2 separate regions of the Homo sapiens genome follow, and region 1 is linked to region 2. A link is a loop called in an ENCODE intact Hi-C map of the cell type or tissue named here. Cell type or tissue: K562. All regions are shown on one strand. Each heading gives the region's core, and the rest is flanking DNA. Links, peaks and the distances in the headings are about the cores only. Region 1 has its middle 38 kb from the start of MAS1. Region 2 has its middle 6.0 kb from the start of WTAP.

The links. Hi-C counts contacts between places; a loop is a spot of excess contacts. Peaks named below come from ENCODE experiments on the same cell type or tissue, not always from the same donor. Only the 100,000 strongest peaks of a DNase experiment are listed, where the experiment ranks them.
Region 1: it touches region 2 in a loop (3-fold over the local background); 15 of 110 quality-filtered maps call a loop at or near these places.

Annotation. Positions count from the first base shown.
Region 1 is chr6:159,849,622-159,856,000 of GRCh38, reverse strand. No RefSeq gene overlaps it. Among named protein-coding and RNA genes, the nearest start is that of MAS1, 38 kb to the left of the region's middle. In K562, for the core only: a CTCF peak has its summit at 2,901 (motif pointing right); no DNase peak of the experiment used is centred there; H3K27me3 peaks cover 403 bases.
Region 2 is chr6:159,718,279-159,724,657 of GRCh38, reverse strand. It overlaps a transcript of SOD2 not described here and the pseudogene RNU4ATAC18P. Among named protein-coding and RNA genes, the nearest start is that of WTAP, 6.0 kb to the left of the region's middle. In K562, for the core only: a CTCF peak has its summit at 3,852 (motif pointing left); a DNase peak (open chromatin) is centred at 3,867.

The DNA.
Region 1 (6,379 bases), core at 1,341-3,840, 130 kb before region 2:
TGTCCATTAACAGATGAATGAGTTAAGAAAGATTACATATCTAAGATAGATAAATATGTGTGTGTGTGTGTGTGTGTGTGTGTGTGTGTGAGAGTGTGTGTATAACGGGATACTATTCAACCATAAAAAGAATGAAATCTTGTCATTCACAGAAACATGGATGAGCCTGGAAGACATTAAATTAGAGCACAATAAGAAGACATTATATTCAAGCAAAATTCTTGTACACAAGAATACCACATGTCCTCACTCATATGTGGGAGCTCATAAAAGTAGAAGGTAGAATTGTGGGCACTATAGAGGCTAGGAAAGGTAGGGGGTGAGGAGGATAGGGAGAGGTTGGTTAATGAACACAAAATTTCAGCTAGATGGGAGGAATGAGTTCTGGTGTTCTGCAGCAGCATAGGGTAAATATAGATAACCAATTTGTTGAGTATTTTTTAAAAGCTTGAAGAGAGTATTTTGAATGTTCACAACACAAATGACAAATGTTTGAGGTAACAGATATGTTAATTACCCTGTTTTGATCACTCCACACATATACATATATCAAAATATCACTCTCTATCCCATACATATGCACAATTATATTGTGTCAACTAAAAATAAAAGGGAAAAATGAAGAAAAATGAACCTAATTAAAAATCAGGTCCACGTATATTGAGAAGATGGTGGCTGGGTGGGACAGTGGTGTAGAGAGCAAAATGCTCATCCAAACTGGAAGTAGATAATGTTGAACATTCATTGTCAAAAACAGAAAAAGGCCTTGGAAGAAAAACCAGTGCCAGGCTTGAGTGAGAAAGTTGCACAACCTTCTTCACCCCCAACGGCCTTCAGCTAGGATGTCCTTGGGAGAAGACTATTCTATGTCATCTCAGTGTGGGAAAAGATAACACTGTTCTGAAGTCACTTCTCTATTTTCCTTCCTGGTAGCTCATCTAAGATTAAAAAAGAAATTCCTCAGTTCCTCCTAGGAATTAATAATTCTAACAATACCATATGATGTCCATGAGCTCTACTTTGCCATTGCTGGTTTTGCGAGAGCTGACATTTTTGAACATTACTATATTCCAGGCACTGAGCTACGTGTTACATACGTTGTCTCATTTAATCTTCTTGACACTTGTGAGCCAATATTGTTGTTCTACCATGACATGAAGGAGTGAGGCTTAGAAAGGTTTAGTAAAGTTGCAGAGCATAGATGTGACGGAGCCATGCCAGGACCCAAGGAGTCTAACCCCCAAGCCATTGCTTACAACCATAATGCCAAGGACAGTCCTTGAGAGGTAGCACTGTAAACTATTTTTCATGCTGCCTTTGACACCACTCCCCACTTTCTTTCACTTGTGTCTCCTTTTTAAATCTTGCACTGTTCATCAGAGGGAAACCATTTTTTTCCCCTTAGGAATAGGAACTATTGCTGGAGCACGAGAGTGCATATTAATAGTTATGGAAAGACTATAGGAATATCCTACAGAGATGTCCTTATTGTGCACTTGTTAAGAACTCATTCTGGGATGGAGTGGGAAATAGATGAGATGCCCCAAAAGTCCTTTAAGAACGTCATCCTCTGAGGTGGGAGGATCACTTGAGCCTGGGAGGTCGAGGCTACATAAGCCATGATGCCACTACACTTCAGCTTGGGTGACAGAGGAAGACTCCATCTAAAAAAAAAAAAAAAAAAAAAAAAAAAAAGGCCTCCTATCAGAAGCTTCAAAAAGAATTATTGTAGCTTGACTTGAACATGGAAATTTTCACTTTTTTTCTTTCTGTTTGGTGTTCTTAACATGGAGTATGTATACATCCATGCGTAAAATGTAAAGCACTGATAAACATTTTCTTTGCAAAATGTATAAAAAACAAAATCATGTATTTTTCTAGGGTATTTTGGCAAACAGCTATTACACAATCTCTCCAGCCCACCATCTATCATTCCTCAATTTATTACTGAGTAGCAGATTTTGAATGTTGCCAATTCTTTTTGGAATGAGTGCTTGATTTTTTTTTTAAATCACAAAGAAAACATTCTGCCACAGTCCCAAGGCACTACTGATGGACTTCACTATTTTAAGCCAGCTGAGTCCAAGGCACTTTCCAGGACTATTTATAGATTTTGCTCATTCTTCCATTTTCTTACTGAGATAATCTCCTGGTCCATCCTGATTGTCACATAATAAATCCTTCTTCAATTTAATTCTACTATGCTGGGTACAGTGGCTCATGCCTGTAATCCCAGAACTTTGGGAGGCCAAGGCAGGTGGATCACCTGAGATCAGGAGTTCAAGACCAGCCTGGCCAATATAGTGAAACCCTGTCTCTACTGAAATCACAAAAATAAAAATAAAAAAATTAGCTGGGTGGTGCGCACCTGTAATCCCAGCTACTCGGGAGGCTGAGGCACGAGAATCACCTGACCCCAGGAGGCGGAGGTTGCAGTGAGCTGAGATTATGCTACTGTACTCCATCCTGGGCAACACAGTGAGACTCCATCTCAAAAAAAAAAAATTTAATTCTACTCAACCAGAAATTTTACTGAATGTTCTATGATTTGGTGGTGTTTGGACAGTTCTAACACAAGGTGAGAATGTGCATTGTAAGACGTAAATTAGAAAATATGACAATGGGTGAATATCCCTTAAAATATAGAATGCCCAATTAAATTAAGAAGAAAAACATTAGGACACCAACAGATTAAATAGGTAAAGGACATGGTAGGTAATTTATAACCCAAACGTACCACACAAACACACAAGCAAAACAAATGGCCTGCAAACATAAAAATAGTTGTAACTCACTAGTAATCAAAAATCTAAAATTAGAGTAACAGAACACAATTTTAACCTATACAAACAGCAAAGCCTAAAATAAACAAAATTGTGATTTTATAGCCAGCCAGAGGGTGGCGAGAAGGGCATTGACAAAAACTGCTGATAGGAGAATAAACAGCTACTTGGGCTGGTTCTTCTGTGTTGAGAAGAGAACTTTAACCTGCCTTTTGCCCGGCTGACAGAGTGAAGAGGATGTCTTCACAGCTACAGAGTATGTCCCCTCCAAACTCCCAACTGTGAATACTACCTTGCACTCTCTGGAATCCCATCCTCGTCAATAACGCAACGGGAGAAAGCATAATCATAAATCCCCGCCAGAAGAACAAAGGCTCCATCTCTCTGTGCCTCCAGACACTGGAGATTTTACTCTGAAGGGAAATCAGGCCACTTTGGAGCTGAGTAGTCAGAAAGCACTGTGTCATTCTCTTGAAGGTTGCCTTTACAAAATTGCCCTTTGATGGGATGTATTTGGCTTGCCCTGAGAAACATGGTAAGAAATTGCCCTCGTAACTTTCCTGCTCTATTTGTCAATGACATGGAGTTGAGAATGTCACCCATCACATCATGCGGTGTGTCCTCTTTAAGAGATCTCAGGATCAGCCAGGAGCAGTGGTTCACACCTGTAATCCCAGCACTTTGGGAGGCCAAGGCAGGCGGATCACAAGGTCAAGAGATCGAGACCATCCTGGCCAACATGGTGAAACCCCATCTCTATTAAAAAATATAAAAATTAGCTGGGGCGCAGTGGCGGGTGCCTTTAGTCTCAGCTACTCGGGAGGCTGAGGCAGGATAATCGCTTGAACCTGGGAGGTGGAGGTTGCAGTGAGCCGAGATCACACCATTGCACTCCAGCCTGAGTGACAGAGCGAGACACTGTCTCAAAAAAAAAAAAAAAATCTCAGGATCAGGAAAATTATGCTTCTTCTGAATACCTATGAACCTATAAGTATAACCCTTAAAGCTAAGCATTTTTCTCTTTTTGCTTTGACTGCCAGGAAGCTCAGAAAGAAATTTATGAATTACCTCAAGTGACTTTACGTGACCATATAGTAATTGTGTTGTTTGCTAATATGGGTTTTAATTCATTGCTATAGTTACGCTTCCCCTGCAGTCTGCAGTTATTTATTTCAGCCTTCAGTATTCATCCTGTTTTGGTGAACCACGGCAATGATGGAAGTGGGTATAAATAAATGTAAGTTCACTAAAACGATTAAAAGAAACTCATAAGCTCCAACTGGATGTCAAAGGAGGCTTTTTGAAAGTTTGGAAATGAATTTTTGAAAAAGTTTGGAAATCCCAGATCAGATCTGGAAGCTCTTAACTGAGACTCTGTTCTTTTTCTAACATTCTGTGTCATTTTTAGGTCAAATAGCTTTTGGGGGATATAAAAAACTTAGGGCATCTGGCTGGGCACAGTGGCTCACGCCTGTAATCCCAGCACTTTGGGAGGCCAAGGGGGAGGATCACTTGAGGTCAGGAGTTTGAGACCAGCCTGGTCAACATGGCGAAACTCTGTCTCTATTAAAAATACAAAAATATTAGCTGGGCATGGTGGCACAGCCTGTGGTCCCAGCTACTCAGGAGGCTGAGGCAGGAGAATCACTTGAACCTGGGAGGCTGGGTTGCAGTGAGTCAAGATCGCACCACCGCACTCCAGCTTGGGCGACAGAGTGAGACTCTATCTTAAAAAAAATAAAAAAAAATAAAAAAAACCTAAGGCATCTCTAAATGTATATTTTAATTTCTGTATAAGTAATTGCTTATTTAAGTAGCAGCTTCCATCCATAAAATATCTCTATTCCTTCTAGAAAATAATGATGGCAAACACTATTATTATATTATCGTTACATTTATATTTTTACTTATTCCACAAACTTATCTCAAGCACCTACTGTGAAAGGCATGGCTCAAGACTCCGGGAAGTGTGAAAGGCATGGCTCAAGACTCCGGGAAGATGTCTAATAGCTTTGCAGGAGTCTGGGTCCCCTTGGCCCTGCAGGCTAGTGACCCTTGAGGCTAAGGCTATGTCTTACTCACCTCTGTATTTCCAGCACCAAGCAGTTTTGGGCACCTCAGAGGCATTCAGCAAATGTTATCTTATAACTCTTGCCTTCTTTTCCAAAATTTTTATTTTTAATTGACAAATAATAATTGTAGGCTAGGTATGGTGGCCATGCCTGTAATCCCAGTGCTTTGAGAGGCTGAGGCAGGTGGATCACTTGAGCCCAGGAGTTTGTGACCAGCCTGGACTACATGGTAAAACCCTGTAATTTAGTAGAGACTAAAAATACAAAAATTATCTGGGTGTGGTAGCACTTGCATGTAGTCCCAGCTAATTGGGAGGCTGAGGTGGGAGGATTGAGTGAGTCCAGGAGGTTGAGGCTGCAGTGAGCCATGATGGTGCCACTGAACTCCAGCCTGGATGACAGAGTGAGACCCTGTCTCAAAAATAAATAAACAAATGAATAATCATATACATTTGTGGGGTATGATGTGATGTTTTGATACATGTATACACTGTGAAATGATTATATCAAGCTAATTAACATATCCATCACTTTACCTACCTATAATTTTTTATAGTGAGAATGTTTAAAATCTACTCTATTAGCAATTTTGACATACATAATACATTGTTATTAACTGGTCACCATGCTGTGCAATAGACTTTGAAAACTTATTCCTCCTGTCTAACTGAAACTTTGTACTGTTTGGCCAACATCTCCCCAATCCCTCCAGCCCCTGCCCAGACCCTGGTAATTACCATTCTACTCTCAGCTTCTGTAAGTTTGGCATTATTAGATTCCACATATAAGAATTTTGTAATTCCTGCCTTGCATTAGTCCGTTTTCATGCTGCTGATAAAGACATACCCAAGACTAGGCAATTTACAAAAGAAAGAGGTTTAATTGGACTTACAGTTCCACATGACTGGGGAAGCCTCACAATCATGGCAGAAGGCAAGGAGGAGCAAGTTCTGTCTTACATGGATGGCAGCAGACAAAGAGAGAATGAGGAAGATGCAAAAGCGGAAACCCCTGATAAAACCATCAGATCTTGTGAGACTTATTCACTACCATGAGAACAGTATGGGGGAAATGCCCCTGTGATTCAATTGATCTCCCACAGGTCCCTCCCACAACATGTGGGGATTATGAGAGTACAATTCAAGATGACATTTGGGTGGGGACACAGAGCCAAACCATATCATTTCACCCCTGGCCTCTGCCAAATCTCATTTCCTCACATTTCAAAACCAATCATGCCTTCCCAACAGTCCCCCAAAGTCTTAACTCACTTCAGCATTAACCAAAAAGTCCACAGTACAAAGTCTCATCTGAGACAAGTCAGGTCCCTTCTGCCTATGAGCCTGTAAAATCAAAAGCAAGCTAGTTATTTCCTAGATACAATGGGGGTACAGACATTGGGTAAATACAACTGTTCCAAATGGGAGAAATTGGCCAAAACGAAGGGACTACAGGCCTCATGCAAGTCAGAAATCCAGCAGGGCCGTCAAATCTTAAAGCTCCAAAATGACCTCCTTTGACTCC
Region 2 (6,379 bases), core at 2,546-5,045:
TGAACTCCTGGGCTCAAGTGATCCTCCCACCTAGCCTCCCAAAATGCTGGGATTATAGGTGTGAGCCACCGTCCCTCGCCCCACTGTATTTTTCATCTGTGTTGGGGTGAAAAAAATCCACATATAGGTGGACCCTGGCAGTCCAAACCAGTGTTGTTCAAGGGTCAACTGTGTATTCTAAGGATGAAAAAAGTGCACAGGAGCTTTCAGCTTCACTGATTTATGATTAATGGTAACATTGTTACTGTGGTTTTAAAACTCTGTACTGTATATGGTAGGATAACATAAGTATTTTAATGTTACTATATACAAAGATGTGCAGTGTGTGAGAGAATGAGATACAAACACAAGATCAAAGAAGTTCAGAAAAGGGCCGGGTGGCTGATGCCTGTAATCCCAGCACTTTGATAGGCCAAAGCGGGAGGATCACTAGAGTCCAGGAGTTTGAGACCAGCCTGGGCAACATAGCAAGACCCTGTCTCCATTTTTTAAAAAATTTAAAACAATTTTTAAGACGTTCATTCATCCGGGGGTGGGGGTGGAAACTAATATAAAGAATTTTAAGAAGTTCAGAAAAAAAAAGTCTGTAGTATTGAGTTTAAACTGGAGGGCTGGGTGCAGTGGCACACACCTGTAATCCCAGTGCTTTGGGAAGCCAAAGTGGCTTAGGAGTTCAAGACCAGCCTGGGCAACACAGTGAGATCTTGTCTCTACAAAATACAAAATAATAAAATAGCCAGGGGTGGTGGCCTGTGCCTATAGTCCTAGCTACTTGGGAGGCTGAGGCGAGAGGCCCAAATGAGCCCAGGAGTTTAAAGTTACAATGAGCTGTGATCTCACCAGTGCACTACAGCTTGGGCAACAGACCCTATCAAAAAGAAAAAAAAGTTTCAACTGCAAAAAAAAGTCCTAGTTCTGTGGACTGAAAGGGCCTAGAAGCACTAGGGTGACCAGTTGTTCTAGTTTGCCACAAACAGAGGGGTTTTCTCTGGATGCTGGACTTTCAGATTAAAACTGGAACAGTCCTGGCTGAACCAGGATGTATAGGCATGGGCACCCTACAGTAACAGTGAGCACATCTGACACTGAGATCTTGGTTTCTAAATTCCATTTCCCACTAAAAAGATCCAGAGCTCCTTTGGAGAACTGGCTGATTCCAGCTCTGGGACGGGAAAGGTACAAGATGAGCCAGGTATTTCGTTGTGCCTGAATGCAGAGGAAGTGCTTAGACCAATGAGGCTATGCCAACTGTAGTTAGGAGAACAAACAACACTAATCCATAGTGGTAGATAGCAGATCAGTGGTTGGTTAGGAGGGGAAGAGAGAAGGAATTGACTGGAAAGGAAAATGGGAGAACTTTTGGGGGTGATGGAAATGTTCTGTGTCATGGTTAGTGGGAATGTATACGTTTGTCAAAATTCATCAAATTGTGTCACTGTAAAGAATGCATTTTATTGCAAACCAAATGAGAAAAGCAAAGTCGATTGAGAACTTGCTGTAGCAAGGGAGTCAGCCACCATCCCTTATGTTTTAGCAGAGGTTCAAAGGCATGCAGAGGAGTGGGAAAGCTTTACAGTGGACAAAAGGAAAGGTTTCACAGGTATGCCTGATTGGAAGCTGTTGGCATGGGGAAGCTGGAAGCTAACTACAAGTTGGCATCCTATGGTCTTGGTTAAAGGAGCATATTTGGCTTTCTCTGGATGGGCATAAGCTAGAAGTGAGGACAAAAAGTAGGGAAGCTGTCAAGTTTTAATCAAGTCCTGGCCATTTTGAGCTGATTGTCATAGAAGTTATTATTTAGCTTCCTGGATTGCTACCAGAGATAGCAGTCTGACTTCCTACAAGTCTGGTTGATAGCAGGTTTGGCTTTCAGGCTGAGAGTACACTTATGGTAAATAAGTGGTTGGTTTACTGGGCTAGTTGTTGTAGGTAATGGGTCAGAATTCTGTTTTTATGTATATTCTGGCCATTTACCATTTGTATTTTCAGTCTCTCAAAAATAAATTTTAGAGACATGGGAGCCAGCTTGAAGGATCTCCCAGGGGGCAAATTTAGGGCAATTTTAGCGTCAAAAAGAAAATGAATACAATTGATTGCAAATACTGAATAAATAAAAGTCTACTCTCTAGTACAGAGAAGAGAGAATGAGAAGAGGGAAACTATTTTTCCATCATTGGTAGTGTCTATTACACCAATTTGATACTCTGAAAATTAGTTATTAAAGGGAGATAGCATTTACCCTGTTTGTTTTTTGTTTCATTTGTTTTTGTTTTTAAGACAGAGTCTTGCTCTGTCATCCAGGCTGGAGTGCAGTGGCACAAACATGGCTCACTGCAGTCTTGACCTCCTGGGCTCAAGTGATCCTCGTGCCTCGTCAGAAGCTGGGACTACAGGTGCCTGCCACCATACCTGGCTAAGTGTTTTTGCTTGCTTTTTTGTTTTTTTAGAGATGGGGTCTTGCTATGTTGCCCAGGCTGGTCTTGAACTCCTGGGCTCAAGTGATGCTCCCACCTCAACCTCCCAAAGCGCTGGGAGTACAGGCATGGGCCACTGCTCCCAACCTACCCTGCTTTTTTTTTCTTTTTTTTTTTAATAAAGAATGTGGTTTATACCCAGTTGATGAGGAAAAACTCTTCTTTACTATAGGATGCCAGCTAATAAGTATAAAATAAAATATAGAATTAGACAATAACCATGATGCAAACCTTAATGAAATAATTGACTCAGACAAGGACTATCAATGGACTTCAAAACCTTTAGATGAAAGATTGCTGGGAAATGCCATCAAAGTATCACTCTACAGGCTACTTACCTAATTGTAAAAGAAATTACAGGCTGGGTGTGGTGGCTTACGCCTGTAATCCCAGCACTTTGGGAGGCCGAGGCTAGCAGATCATGAGGTCAGGAGTTCAAGACCAACCTGGCAACATAGTGAAACCCCATCTCTACTAAAAATACAAAAAAAAAAAAAAAAAAAAAAAAGGTCAGCCGCAGTGGCTCATGCCTGTAATCCTGTAATCCCAGCACTTTGGGAGGCCAAGGCAGGCAGATCACCTGAGGTTGGGAGTTCGAGACCAGCCTGACCAACGTGGAGAAACCCCGTCTCTACTAAAAATACAAAATTAGCCGGGCATGGTGGCACATGCCTGTAATCCCAGCTACTCAGGAGGCTGAGGCAGGAGAATTGCTTGAACCCAGGAGATGGAGGTTGTGGTGAGCCAAGATCGCACCATTGCACTCCAGCCTGGGCAATGAGAGCAAAACTCCGTCTCAAAAATAAATAAATAAAACGGCTGGGCACGGTGGCTCATGCCTGTAATCCCAGCACTTTGGGAGGCCGAGGCGGGCAGATCACGAGGTCAGGAGATTGAGACCATCCTGGCTAACATGGTGAAACCCCATCTCTACTAAAAATACAAAAAATTAGCCAGGCGTGGTGGTGGTCACCAGTGGTCCCAGCTACTCGGGAGGCTGAGGCAGGAGAATGGCATGAACCCAGGAGGCAGAGCTTGCAGCGAGCTGAGATTGTGCCATTGCACTCCAGCCTGGGTGACAGAGCGAGACTCCGTCTCAAAAAAAAAATTAAAAAATATAAATAAATAAAAATTAAATAAAAATAAAAATACAAAAAAAAAATAGTCGGGTGCAGTGGCATGTGCCTGTAGTCCCAGCTCCTTGGGAGGCTGAGGCAGGAGAATCACTTGAACCCAGGAGCAGAGGTTGCACTGAGCCGAGATCGCGCCATTGCACTACAGCCTGGGCGACACAACAAGACACTGTCTCAAAAAAAAAAAAAAAAAAAAAAAAAAAGGTAAAGAAAATACACCTGTATAGTGGAGCCATCTGGTGGTCACCATTTGAACCAAACCATCAAATTTAGTATCAGTAATAGTGGGACAACCTCCAGTTTACAGAGAATACAAGAGAAAGGGTTGTCATGCAAATCTGATAGTACTAGCAAAGATAATTATTCTAAAAAAAAAGTCGTAAGACTATAAGCAATAAATAGTTATTGAGCAGCTGAGTTAGGCATACTATAGTCTCAGTTTCAGTATCTAACCAGCTTCAAGTCACCATTTCAAATGAAATATCAACGCGTGATGAAAGTTAACTTACTACCATCCTTTTCTTGGGGTTGCACTACTGTCCAATGGGTACCTAGTGAGGGCAGTACTGCTAACTCCTGCACAACACACCGAAATCAACTAGAGCTTTGCTTTGCCTTGGTGCAGTTTTTGGAGAAATGAAAAACAGCTTTCCCATACACACACAGTTATTTACATATTACTGTATTAAAAAGTACATACAGGCTGGGCACGGTGGCTTACGCCTGTAATCCCAGCACTCTAGGAGGCCGAGGTGGGCGGATCATTTGAGGTCAAGATTCGTGACCAGCCTGGCCAACATGGTGAAACTCTGTCTTTGCTAAAAAAATATATATTTATATATACACAAAAAAATTAGCCGGGCGTGGTGGCGGGCGTCTGTAATCCCAGCTACTCCGGAGGATGAGACAGGAGATTCGCTTGAACCCGGGAGGCAGAGGTTGCAATGAGCTGAGATCGTGCCACTGCACTCCAGCCTGGGAGACGGAGTGAGACTCTGTCCCCCCCACCAAAAAAAAAAAAAAGCAAGGCTGGGCATGGTGTCTCATGCCTGTAATCCCAGGACTTTGGGAGACCGAGGCAGGCAGATCACTTGAGGTCGGGAGTTCGAGACCAGCCTAGCCAACATGGTGAAACCCTGTCTCTGCTAAAAAATACAAAAATTAGCCGGGTATGGTGGCACACATTTGTAATCCAACTACTTGGGAGGCTGAGGCAGGAGACTCTCTTGAACCCGGGAGGTGGAGGTTGCAGTGAGCCAAGATCGCGTGACTGCACTCCAACCTGGGGGACAGAATAAGACTCTCTCAAAAAAAAAAAAGAAAATAAAAGAAAAAACCATAATACTGAGTTAGATTAAGTGAATTGGCCACTTCTTTGCCATCAGCCTAATACTTAGCCTGCAACTTTTTTTTTTTTTTTTTTTTGAGAAAGGGTGTTGCTCTGTTGCCCAGGCTGGAGTGAGGTAGCATGATCTTGGCTCACTGCAGACTCCACCTCCTTTGCCCAGGTGATCCTCCTGTCTCAGCCTCTCCAGTAGCTGCGACCACAAGCACAAGCCACCTCTCCCGATCTCGGCTCACTGCAACCTCCGCCTCCTTGGTTCAAGCGATTTTCCCACCTCAGCAGCCTGAGTAGCTGGGATTACAGGCACATGCCACCGTACTCAGCTAGAGACATGAGTAGAGACATAGTAAAGACAGAGTTTCACCATGTTGGCCAGGCTGGTCTTGAACTCCTGACCTCGTGATCCACCTGCCTCTGCCTCCCAAAGTGCTGGGATTATAGGCATGGGTTACCATGCCAGCCGACTTCTCTTATCTCTTATGTGGTGAAAACAGGAAAAGAGAGCTCTATGGGGTCCCTTTTATAAGGGCACTGATCTCATTCATGAAGGCCCTACCTTCATGACCTAATCCCCTTCCAAGGGCCTCACCACCTACCTCCACATTAGGGGTTAAGATTTCAACATGAATTTTGGGTGGACGCAAACATTCAATCTATTGCAGAAGTACAGAGGAAAAAAAAAACAGTAAGTCTAGCTTTTGTTATTGGCACCCAGAAATCCAGGGATCCTGGAGAGATTATCAGAGTTGTTGGTTAAAAATGTTAATGTTAATCCACGACGCTCTCAAGAGCTCACGTCTGGTGTGACTATGACCATGTCATGCTGTTTCACCAGTTAGTACCTCTGCTGAGTCCATTCTTTCTGCCTGGAATGCTCTTTCTACTCTTCTATGCCAGGTTATCTCCTATTCACAGTTAGCAATTAGCCTAAGACACATTATTTATTTACCTTAGTTTGTGTCAAGCATAGACAGTTGTGGTTTTACAGATAGGGAAGCCAAACCAAACTTCCTAGCCTACTTTTCTTTTTCTAATCTAGTGGATTTTATACTGACTTACAAGATTTTACTGTGAGCAGCAATGCAACATAACCCAATATATCTAATCTTTCAGATTTAGTGAACATTTAGATTTTTAAAATTATAATTAAAGCTATAACATTTAGTCTTCATTTTCTCTGCAGACCACAAAGACTTCTGACATTCTAAGTTTTTTTTAAAAAATAATTCAGTAGATTGTTATCATAATTTTTACTAGACTATTATTAAAATATTATTTCAGAAATTCATATGTTGATGAGATATCTGCGTTCCCATGTATGTTGAAGCACCATTCACAATAACCAAGATAAAGACTCAGCCTAAGTGTCCATCAACAGATGAATGGATAAGGAAAATGTGGTATATATGACCAGGCATGGTGGCTTA